3 separate regions of the Mus musculus genome follow, and regions 1 and 2 are each linked to region 3. A link is a contact called in ENCODE Hi-C or POLR2A ChIA-PET data. All regions are on one chromosome and are shown on one strand. The core of a region is the stretch at or near the end of the contact, and the rest is flanking DNA. Distances in the headings are between cores, read along the strand shown. Region 1 holds the start of Phykpl (5-phosphohydroxy-L-lysine phospholyase). Region 2 holds the start of Zfp2 (zinc finger protein 2). Region 3 holds the start of Clk4 (CDC like kinase 4).

Region 1 (3,508 bases), core at 312-2,811, 320 kb after region 3:
AACGAGATGACTGTCCCCATGGACAGATGGCTCTGAGGCTTGAGAGAAGCGACCTTACTAGATTCCCTGTCCTTAAAGCTTTGAGTTGTCACAGGATTGGGGGACACTCCTGGCATTCAGAAGACAGTCGAGGTTAGCATACACCTGAAATCCAGGACACTGGACACGCCCAGTAGTGAAGCTGCTCACTGTGAATGCCAGCTGAGGAAACCCTGCTCTGGATTCAAGGGTTGGGCAGGGGAATGATTGCTTGTTGGTTGAGACAGGGTCTCAATACATAACTTAGGCTGGTCCCAAAGTTGCAGCTCTGCCTCAGCTTCCCAAGTGCTGGGATTACAGGCTTGCACCACCATGCCCCCCACTACATCCAAGTCTTGTTCAGTCCCTTCCTCCTTTCAGCCTGTGCCTTCTTGGCCTCCAGGGTTGCCTTGAAAGGACAGATGCCAGAAAATGGAGAGAGGATGGGACCAAGGACAGGAAGGATAGGCCTTTTCTGAGCAGGAAGATGGACTTTTAGGTAGGTTTATGGTTAAAAACATGAAATACCGCTCAGTTGGGGAAGATGGAAGGGCTCTGTGACTGGGTTTTGGTGACAAGATGCAACATTGAGAATGTACTAATGCCACTGAATTGTATGTACCCTTCAAAATTGCTTGTTTTTTTATGTATATTTTACCACAATAAAAACAAACAAAAACCACAAGAATACAAAGCTGTTCTTTAATAAGTGCTGTAAGCATTTTGCAGTTTTCTAGGGAAGAAAAGAAATAAGCTACTGGAGAATGGGGCAGCGGGCTGGCATGTGAACAAGACTGCCCCAGTCTGCTGAGGGGCCTTCTCAGGCCTTTGTTCCAGGGTTCATCAAGACAGTCAGCTCCAGCGCTCAACCCATAAGGGAGTATCCCTTCTCTCCCACCTCCGGGACCACAGAGGTCTCTTGTCACTCAGTGTGCTAGGTAAGAGTTCAGGAGACCTTGTTTTAGTCCGGCCTCTGCAGCGGGCCTATTGTGTGCCTCGGAGCAAAGCCGTTCTTTTCTGGGCCTGTTTCCTGCACAGTACATAAGGTAGGACTCAGAAGTTTTCCAAACCTCTTCCTATCTGCCCACTGCAAAATTCTCTTCCTGTAGCGACATGTCAAGTTTATCCTGTCTAATCCTAGCAAGAATTTCTAGAGATCTCCGTGGTCTGCCCCAGCAGTGGCACCGAACTCTACAGCGCCATGCCAGGAAGGCCTTTGTCCTTCCAGGGTGCCAGTAATTTACCCTCACAGGGTGTCACGTTATCAGCGCAGAGACAGCAACCTGCTCGGGCGTGCCCCGCCGCAGTTTAGAGTCCCGCTCCACCTGGCGGTCTGGGGACACATTCCTGGGAGGGAAACCTCGGGCGTAGGAGAGAAGGGCGAAGTCCGACCATGGATCAGCGGAGAGTATCCGCCCGTGATGACGTGAACTGCAAGCTATCTCGCTTGCAAGTTCCGTAAACGCCCGGGAAGGGAGCTCCTGGGGGCGGGACCAGCACTGAAGCCCCACCCAGAGCTGACGTCGCGGGCGGAGGCGGAGCTAAGCGCGCAGCATCTGGGTACTGGCTGACCGCTCGGCGCCATGGCCGCGGACACGCGCGCCAAGGCCGTCACTCTGGACCTGAGACGTCGGCTGCTCAGGTACCGGGTGTGGGCTCCGAAAGCGCGTATAGCGCCCACCCCGAGTCCCTGATTTCCCCGCCTCCCTCAGCCTACTAGAAGCGGCCGTGAACCACCCCGCGACTCCGGGGCGTCCCCTGTCCCGTGGAGCGAGCTTTGCCCCTGGCAGCCACCTGCATAAGGAGCTGGGCCTGGCCTGGGGGGCAGTCATGTCACGGGCAGGGTTACAGGAAGTCTGCTCTTGGCCTGTGAGGAGTATCCTCGGTGCCACGTGGAGAGAAGCTTATGGTTGGAACTTAGGACTGGAGCTAGCCATTACTAACGGGGACAGCAAGGCCACTGGGTTGGCAAGGAATGTTAGGGGCTGAGATGCAGCTCCTAACAAGGGGGTTTTCTTCAGGAAGCCATTCCGAAGCCCTTTTCACTGGGACTGGAGGAGTCTCAGTGTGCAAGCAAAACTGAGAGGGCCACAAAGGCTTAGTTTTGTCTCAGAAACTTTCTGCTCCGTCCTGTTCACAGGAATGGGGAGGCAGGGAAGTTCCACCGTGCCCTGCAAGCTTTTGTCCATCCCAGAATCAGGAAGGAGTGAAGGGGGCTGTAATGAGTGGAGGTCAGTCTTCAGACAGGGTTGTCGATCCTTTGCCTGTCCCCACAGCTCTTCCTGCAGACTCTTTTTTCCTGAGGATCCTGTTAAGATTATCCGAGGCCAAGGGCAGTACCTGTACGATGAGCAAGGGCGAGAGTACCTGGACTGTATCAACAACGTGGCTCATGGTCAGTATGACGCCTCTCACCCTTGGTGAGACAGGGGAGGAGGCTGAGGCCATAGATCTGACTGATAGCCTGGGTTGAACAGAACTGAATCGGATGCTCAGGGGGGCACCCCAGTCTTTGTGAAAAGACTCCACACCATAGCTGTGCTAAACCAGGCAGGCCTGAGAGGTTCACATGCCAAGGTCCAAGCTGCACGTCCCACGTGGAACTCACATCAAACCAGGCATATATACAGTCCACCCATCCATGACCACAAATGTAGTGTGCTCATCTTGGCCTCGTGCAGGGTGCTGACAGCAGGCCTTCACCTCTATTGACTACTATAGGGGTAATAGGAAACTTTAGTATGAATTCAGCCAACTGGGCTACCACAGCTGTTAGAAGGCACATTGCAGGCAGGTAAGGGTTAAAACCCAGGACTCTCCCAGCACTCAGGGCACAGAGGCAGGGGGGTCTCCTGAGTTAACAGCCAGCCTGGCCTACGCCTACATAGCAAGTTTCAGGGACAACTAGGGCTTCACAGAGAGACCCTGTCTCAGGAGAAATGACTTAATCCTGGGCCTTTTTGGTAAACTCACTGCCCGGTGTTGTAGGTAATTGTGTTAATTATTGCTACCTTGCTTTGACCATGTTGGCACGTGAGCTCTAAGAATGCAGATGCCATGGCTGACCCTCTGACAGTGCCCCTCCAGCTGAGTCTCAAAATACCTCTCTAAAAACCTTTGTTTTCTAGATAGCATTTCTGACCCTCTTTTCCTTCTGCTGGACTCTCTTCTGGGCTCCCCCGCCCCATCATTAACTCCCCTCTTTCCACTTTGCCTTCGTTAACTTCGTCTCCCCTGGATGGGTTTGCAGATAGAGCGGAGGGGGCATCTGGTGGGGCTGGCTGGGTGACGTCGGCCACTTGATGCAGATGCCCCTCTTGCAGTTGGGCACTGCCACCCTACCGTGGTCCAAGCCGCACATGAACAGAACCTAGTGCTCAACACCAACAGCCGCTACCTGCATGACAACATCGTGGACTATGCCCAGAGGCTGTCGGAGACCCTGCCGGAGCAGCTCTCTGTGTTTTACTTCTTGAATTCTGGGTAAGTG
Region 2 (3,394 bases), core at 296-2,795, 350 kb before region 3:
GGCCTCTCTAATTATGGTAAACATGGTGGAGGTGGAGGAGGAGGGAGCTGGCCCTGGGGAATGGCTCAGCACTGGGCAAGCATGAGGACCAGAAAGCAAGCAGGAGGATGAAATGCCCGAGGGCTTGGAGGAAGATGGAGGATGCTTCTCGGCCCTGACCTCAGGTCTTCACCTGAATGTGGCTATATGTGCACCTGTACCCATGCATACATGCAGCCATAGATACATACAAGTGAAATGTAGGTTTATATGACTATAGCAATATGCAACTTTTCTGTAGATTCATCTGTTTGTACAACAGATGCAAAAGTTAGGAATAAAATGGGCTGGAGTTTAGCATAAGGATATTATTTGAAGGAGGGTCTTCTCACTAAGTAGCCTTGGCTGGCCCAGACTCTGTGGAGCAGGTGGCCTCAAACTCATCCCCCTGCCTCTGTGGGATTCAAGGCACACACTACCACACCTAGCTTGCACCTCTCCAAAGCTTAAGAGGCTACTAGCAGCACTTCCAGTTGATGTGGGGCGTCAGTCACTCTTAACACCGCAACCATCTTTAGAAACTGCTACTTTTCTGGAAAGAATAAGACAGGAGATGCCCAAAGGTCTAATTATAACGTTGACCTAGAAATTTCACTACAAGGTTTTGTGGAAAGAGGCAATACAAAGAATGACATAACTGTACCATGTCCAATATTAAAATAAAAACAAAACACAACAAAAACAAAAAAGCCCAAAAGTCCAAAGGGAACCATTCGTGAAAATGACAGCTTTAACTGCTCTTAAAAATTAGTGTCTTAAGGCTATTCTCATCTCCATTGGGTGGTGGTTTAGATGCACTTCAAGCATCTTACAAAATGCCTTTTGTAACTCCATTTTTAAAGGTGAATGGAGGAAAGGCACTAACATCTTTTTTTTTTTTTTTGGAAGCAAAAGGTTTCTATTTATACATATAACACAATACATGGACTTTAGGACAAATTTCGAATGATTTCGCTCGTACATTTTTCTAGTTGACCAATAATGAACTTAAAGAAAGGGTGGGCACGTTCTTGCTTATTCAGGACTCATTTTACAAGCTCCTCCTTCGCAGGCAGAGGGCGGGTCCCCAGCAGCGGTGCACACAATGGCCAGAGCCCCGGACTGTGGTCCCGTGCCCTGCCAAGCTTCAGAGAGCGGGTCTACCACGCATTCATAGTGCATACCGAACCAGAGCTGCTCGGCCAGGTAGAGCTGGAGAGCAGTCGGGCGCGAATGACCCCGGGGTACGGGGGGATACCGAGCTGGGGGGTCTCGGTTAGGGTGTCCTGCGGCCTGGCGCGCGCGTGAGCTGCGCACCTGCGACTTCGTGCTCCTTGCGGACGAAGGATCACCTTTCTGTCTGGCCGGCTCTGCTCTTTTGGCACCAGAGCCCCGGGCTCCCAGTGGGAACGCCTCCGCCTCCCCGCCCGTGGACCACCCGCCCGAGGAAGCGCACTCACCACAGTCACTGAAGAAGCCAGAGGCTGGCGGCACAGGCAGCCGCACTGGGCGCGCGGGACTACATTTCCCACAAGACCATGAGCCCTCGACAGGGCTTCCAGTTGCGCAGGCGCAACCGCAGGGCTGCGGGCCAGCGATTGCTCCCCTAGTGCTCAGGCAAGGTTTGCCACCTTAAGCTTATTTTCTTAAAGAAACTGGTTCTAGAACCTTTTCCTTTCCTAAATTAAGAGAACCTTGGACACCCCCTTGCATGAGGTTAGGATGAGAGGTAAGCTACTAATGTAATGTAGATACTTCACGGCGCTCTGTGACCAGGTAGTAAATGATGCACTGGCTGGGTGAATTGTTACTGTGGAAAACCAGCCACCTCTGTGAGTGAAACTCGTGGGTGCTAAGGTAGTTTCGGCTGCATCCACGGCTTTGGAACTTGGAGAATATCTTAGGATAATTTCCATCCTATCTTAGGATAGAAAGATAGGTTACAAACTGTAATATTGGGTTCTTGTCTGGCCGCTTGTTTTTTAACGTTTTTTCTTTAAAATCTGACATCATGATACTTGAATACAGTGCACTGTGATCACATTCACCCCCAGCGACCCTCATTCATGTGCCCTTCTTTCACTGACCTCCATCCTTCCCAACTAGTCCTTCTTCTATACTTTTGGTCCTTTCCCCCTCGCTTCAGCCTGTAAAACTTCTATTCCATGCAACAAAGACTATGTTCCGAACCAAATGTCGGACGGGCATCTGGAGGCCACTTTTTGACGAGGCTCAAAAATCCTATTAGCCAAACGTGCGTGCCCAAATTCCTTTTATCCCACACCTTCCGCTTTTATCCCACACCTTCCGTCTTAGGTCTTTGACATTGTGTTTCTGCTCTGATGGGAGGATCTCCTGGGACTCGGAAGCTCAGGAACCACACAGCTCTGAGGTGGGACAATGTCCCAAAAGAAGGGCACCCTGAGACATGGGAGCTGAGGAACTAGATAGCTCTAAGAGGAAGCCTCCTCAGCAGAGGCGATGCAGCTACCAGGGCATGGCGTCCTCAGCGGAGCTCAGGAGCCTCAGTCCCTCTCCTTCTCATCGTTTCTTCTCTTCATTGCTTCTTTTCTTCTTCACTTCTGACCAGGCATAAGAATCTCATGAAAGAGATTTATTGGATGGACCAGGGTGTGAAGGGATGAATCCAGGGATGGCTGCTCTCTATCCTAGGGAACAGACAACAGGGAATTAGACAAAGTGGCAGTGCTTATATAGGATCTCTTAGGGGGCGGGGCTTTCCAGGGCAGAGATTTCCAGAGTGATGATTGGTGGGATTTCAAGTCCTGAATTTGGGGAGCTCAGGGATTAGTGGATTTTCTGCTCAAGGATTGATGTTTTGTCTGTGTGTCTGTGTGTGTGTGGGGGGGGGGAAGCTCAGGAATTGGCGGCTTTTTTCACCCCCCCTTTCCCTGCATCAGGCCCATGGGTTAGATGTTTTTCCCAGCCGCTGGTGGTTTTGACTGAGGCACCGTCTCTGTAGGTTGGAGAGGAGGTGCTGGCATTATGGACATCTCCTGCAGTGGTGTTTGACCAAGGCTGTGGGCTGAGGCAGCAAAGAAGGTGTTGCCACCGTGGACAGCTCTTCATGAAGGCAGTAGGCAGAAGTAGGAAAGGTGTAGCCATGTTGAACAGTTCTTGAGGGCCAGCTCCTGCTGAGGCTGCTGAGGCAGGAAAGGCGTGCACCACTGTGAACACCTCCCGTGATGGCTGCAAGGTGGTACCATCATTTTAACAGGAGTCCCCATTTTGGACACCTCACATGGTATGGGTTGTGAGAAGAGGCCTGCCGCCATTTTGACTGCTTTTGCGGTGCACAGCTCTGGGACTACTGAGCTGTCTTTAGCAGGTAGCTCCTCTTTGGTGTCCACTATGC
Region 3 (3,366 bases), core at 671-3,170:
TAGCTCACACCAGTGATGCCAGCAATTCGGAAGCTGTAACAGGAGGATTTCTACAAGTTCCAGGCAAGCTTAGACTAAATAATAAGTTCCAGATTGTCCCTGTGTATACAAAGACGATCACAAAGGAAGAGGGGAAAAAAGAAGAAAGAATAGTGGGGAAGGAGAGAAGAGAGACCCATATAAGTAATTAAAGGAGCAGTGCAGGGCACTTCCTGTATTCCCTGAATGGTATGAATTCAGATGCTTCCTGCCCACTCCATATGCTCTGCAGAGTGCACTGGGAATTGGGATGCTTTCAACATTGTTTGACTGAATCTTTGTTACTCCTGTGCTGTTTGACTTTCTCTTCAGAAGTGTTAGGAACCCTGGAGGAAACTGGGATATTGTCCATCTTGGGCAGTATGGGATGCCTGAGAGATCCATTGTGACTCATTCATGGTGTGGCCTTTAATCAACTTTGCTAAATGTGAAGGGATTCATTGTTTCATAATGGGAGCTTCAGAGACAAATCACCATGAAACGAGCCTTTTCAAGACAGACCCTTTTGGTCTTGCCAAAAGATGGACTCAGAATACTTTTCTCTAACTGATTAAGAAAAAAGTAAGTTGTTTTTTACTTTGTTGCATGAATGGAGGCAGTAAGTATGACAATGAAACCGTAAGCTAGCAAAGTTTGAATGGTATTTTCAGGAGTTAAATTTGTCATTAAAGCAAGGAGCTAAGAATCACCTCTTAGAGTTGTCTAGATTACTAAGACTGTCTATAAAGTGATTGGCATAGAGTATTTAATTAATCTGGTTATGACAGCTCATATTTATGCTTCAAGCTCTTGGAGGAAGGAGATAAGAGATAGGACGACCAGAAGAAGTTCAACCCTACTGGGTTAGACAGTAATTATGGTGTTGGATTCTCAGCAGTTTTGTTTTTTGAGTTTTGATCTCATGTAGCTCAGACTGGCCTTGAACTTGCTATATGGCCCAGGATGACCTAGAATTCCTGATCCTCCTGTTTCTAAATCCTAAATGCTGGGATTACAGGCCTGCACCACAAAAGCCCAGTTCTCTGAAATTAAAAAAGGATATATATTAAGAATTTGTTATGTCGCCAGGCAGTGATAGTGCACGCCTTTAATCCCAGCACTTGGGAGGCAAGAGGCAGGTGAGTTTCTGAGTTCAAGGCCAGCCTGGTCTACCGAGTGAGTTCCAGGACAGCCAGGATTACACAGAGAAACCCTGTCTCGAAAAAAAAACCAAAAAGTCTGACCACAAATGCCCGTTTGTTGAGTAACTGTAGTAGAAAATCATGAGGCTGCCATGGTTGTAACCGGAAGAATACTGTCAGAAGTCTTAGGACAAACCTCCCCATTCCTTTCGATTTGCTGGCTGAGAAGGCGAGGAGGAAGAGAGAGAGGAAGGCAAAGAGAAAGAGAAGGGTAAGCACCTGCTACGCTTGTTTTTAGAGGCATATTCAGGTAAACTTCTCCAAATCCAGTTTAGAGCGGAAGCGCCAGGTGACAGCCATATCCTGGTCACTGAGCTGCCCTAGCTGGGAGCATTCGGGGACTCTGCGCTCTGGTGGCTCTACCTGGAGCTGAGGTTGAGGGGCGACTGGTAGATGGAGTGCGATGAGCTTCCCACTTTAAGCTGATGGGAAAAGGTCAGAGGTTGGCCCTACCCAGCGTGGCCACGCCCAGCAAAACTCTTCGAGAGCCCGACGCGCGCCGCAGACTTAAGGCGGGCTTCCAGGTTCACCTAAGAACAGAAAGAACCTCAGCCTGACAAGCGGACAGAACCTCGTCCTACCCGCGCCTCCAGCGCTGCGCAGCCGCAGTGTGGCTGATCAAGCCCCGCCGTCCCTGACGTCACAGACCCCTCGTCCCCTTGCACGATCTGTGGGCGGGCACGAGGCTTCGTGACGCATGCGCGCTGGCTCGGCGTAGGTGGCGCTGGAGCCACCTGAGGAGGTTGTAGGGTGACGGCGCGGACGCCATTTTGTCGGTGTCTGTCGCAGCGGCTGGAGAGGAACGACGGCGGTTTGGCGACATTTCTCGGCCAAAAGGCCGCTTGCTTTTGCGGAGGTGAGGTGGGCAGTGTCGCGCGGAGCCAGGTGTCTGAGGAGAGAGTGGGCTTTGGGCGTCAGCACCGGGAGGATGCGTCCGCGGGGCTGGCGGGGTGCCTCTCGGCCGGCGGCGACAACACCCGAGCTGCCGCGGTTTCGCCGCTCGAGTCAAGGCCCGCAGGCCCCGGGTTCGCCCGACGGTGCGGTCCGGCAGCTTGGGCCTCGCTCACCTCTTGTCAAGGCCTCGGCCGTCCATCGCAGGAACCAGCGGGGAGACCCTTGGCGGGACGCATCCCCGGTACTAGTGCCGTCCAGAGTCGAAGTCACCCCGACCCCCTACTCACCCCTGTCTGTGGCCTCGGCCGTTTGCATAACCGGAGCCTTTTCCAAAGTCCGCTATTCGCTCTGTTGTTCAGCTCTAAGGGCCCTGGCCAGCTGCCCGGAAGAGGTAGGGCAGGCGCTGCGGCGAGCCAGGCAGCGGCTGGAGTTCACCTCCAGCTTCGAGGATCACACTTGGGAAGGAAGGTTCGTCCTTCATGCCAGGCGGTCACCCCACCCCAAGCCCCCCCTAGATCTGGGTCGCCCCGATTGCCCAGGCATTATGTAGGCCAGGCAGGACTCGAACTCAGGAGATTCTCCTGCCTCTGCCTCCTGAGTGATGGGATTAGAGAGCTGAGTGATGGAATTAGAGAGCGAACATTGCATTTACATTGTGACAGCTCTGTTGCTCAAGTAGCCAACCCTCTAAACCAGTGGACCGATTGTCACCTGGTCTAATGTTAAAGCTGCAGATATTTGGCCTAATTTTGAACACGCACCCGAGGGCCTCTTGTACCCCCACTTAAATGGGAGACTGAAACTTCTAAAACGTGGTGGAGAATAATATTTCTAGTATGAGCGTATACATATGGGTTCCATTGTATCTTTTATTGAAAGGATACAGAGGATTGTAGCATGATTTTTAAGTGTTAGAGATAGTGTAATATTTTGAGGTAGCTTTTCTTTCCTGTGTATGAAAGCTCTCATGAGCTCAGAAATCTTTTACTTTGCCTCCTAAGTAAATATTTCTTTGTTGGTTGTTTGAAACAAGGTCTCGCTGTGCAGACCAGGCTGTCCTTGAAGTCTCTCAGAACTCCACCTGCCTCTGCCTCTAGGGTGGCACGTGTCACCACACCTGCCTAAAAACAAAGTATTTCCGAACTCGGCCAGAGATCAGAGGAGGGATGGGGAATGTTAGTCGGGGCCTATTGGGACAAGGACCCACTGATAGGTGGGTTTGCATATTAGTCACTTGAGAAGTTGAGATTTG

The links. A loop is a pair of places that touch in the nucleus more often than their neighbours do. ChIA-PET counts read pairs that join two places held with the same protein, here RNA polymerase II (POLR2A).
Region 1: POLR2A ChIA-PET joins it to region 3 with 22 read pairs in Patski. The contact joins the promoter of Phykpl here to the promoter of Clk4 in region 3. POLR2A ChIA-PET finds 5 or more read pairs at or near these places in 3 of 5 experiments (Patski and embryonic stem cell).
Region 2: a map of regulatory T cell shows a loop between it and region 3 (2.7-fold over the local background). The contact joins the promoter of Zfp2 here to the promoter of Clk4 in region 3. A Hi-C loop is called at or near these places in 1 of 37 maps with a recorded cell type or tissue (regulatory T cell). POLR2A ChIA-PET finds 5 or more read pairs at or near these places in 3 of 5 experiments (Patski and embryonic stem cell).

The regions. Positions count from the first base shown.
Region 1 is chr11:51,583,220-51,586,727 of GRCm38, forward strand. It overlaps Phykpl (5-phosphohydroxy-L-lysine phospholyase), which reads left to right and starts at 1,562. Exons shown (of 13, transcript NM_028398.3): 1 at 1,562-1,660; 2 at 2,295-2,413; 3 at 3,342-3,501. The coding sequence starts at 1,602. It overlaps Col23a1 (collagen, type XXIII, alpha 1), which reads left to right. Exons shown (of 29, transcript NM_153393.2): 29 at 1-706.
Region 2 is chr11:50,914,631-50,918,024 of GRCm38, forward strand. Zfp2 (zinc finger protein 2) reads right to left here and starts at 1,546. Exons shown (of 6, transcript NM_001044698.2): 1 at 1,479-1,546.
Region 3 is chr11:51,261,194-51,264,559 of GRCm38, forward strand. Clk4 (CDC like kinase 4) reads left to right here and starts at 1,921. Exons shown (of 13, transcript NM_007714.6): 1 at 1,921-2,076. BC049762 (cDNA sequence BC049762) reads right to left here and starts at 1,811. Exons shown (of 3, transcript NM_001382322.1): 1 at 1,440-1,811. The coding sequence starts at 1,464.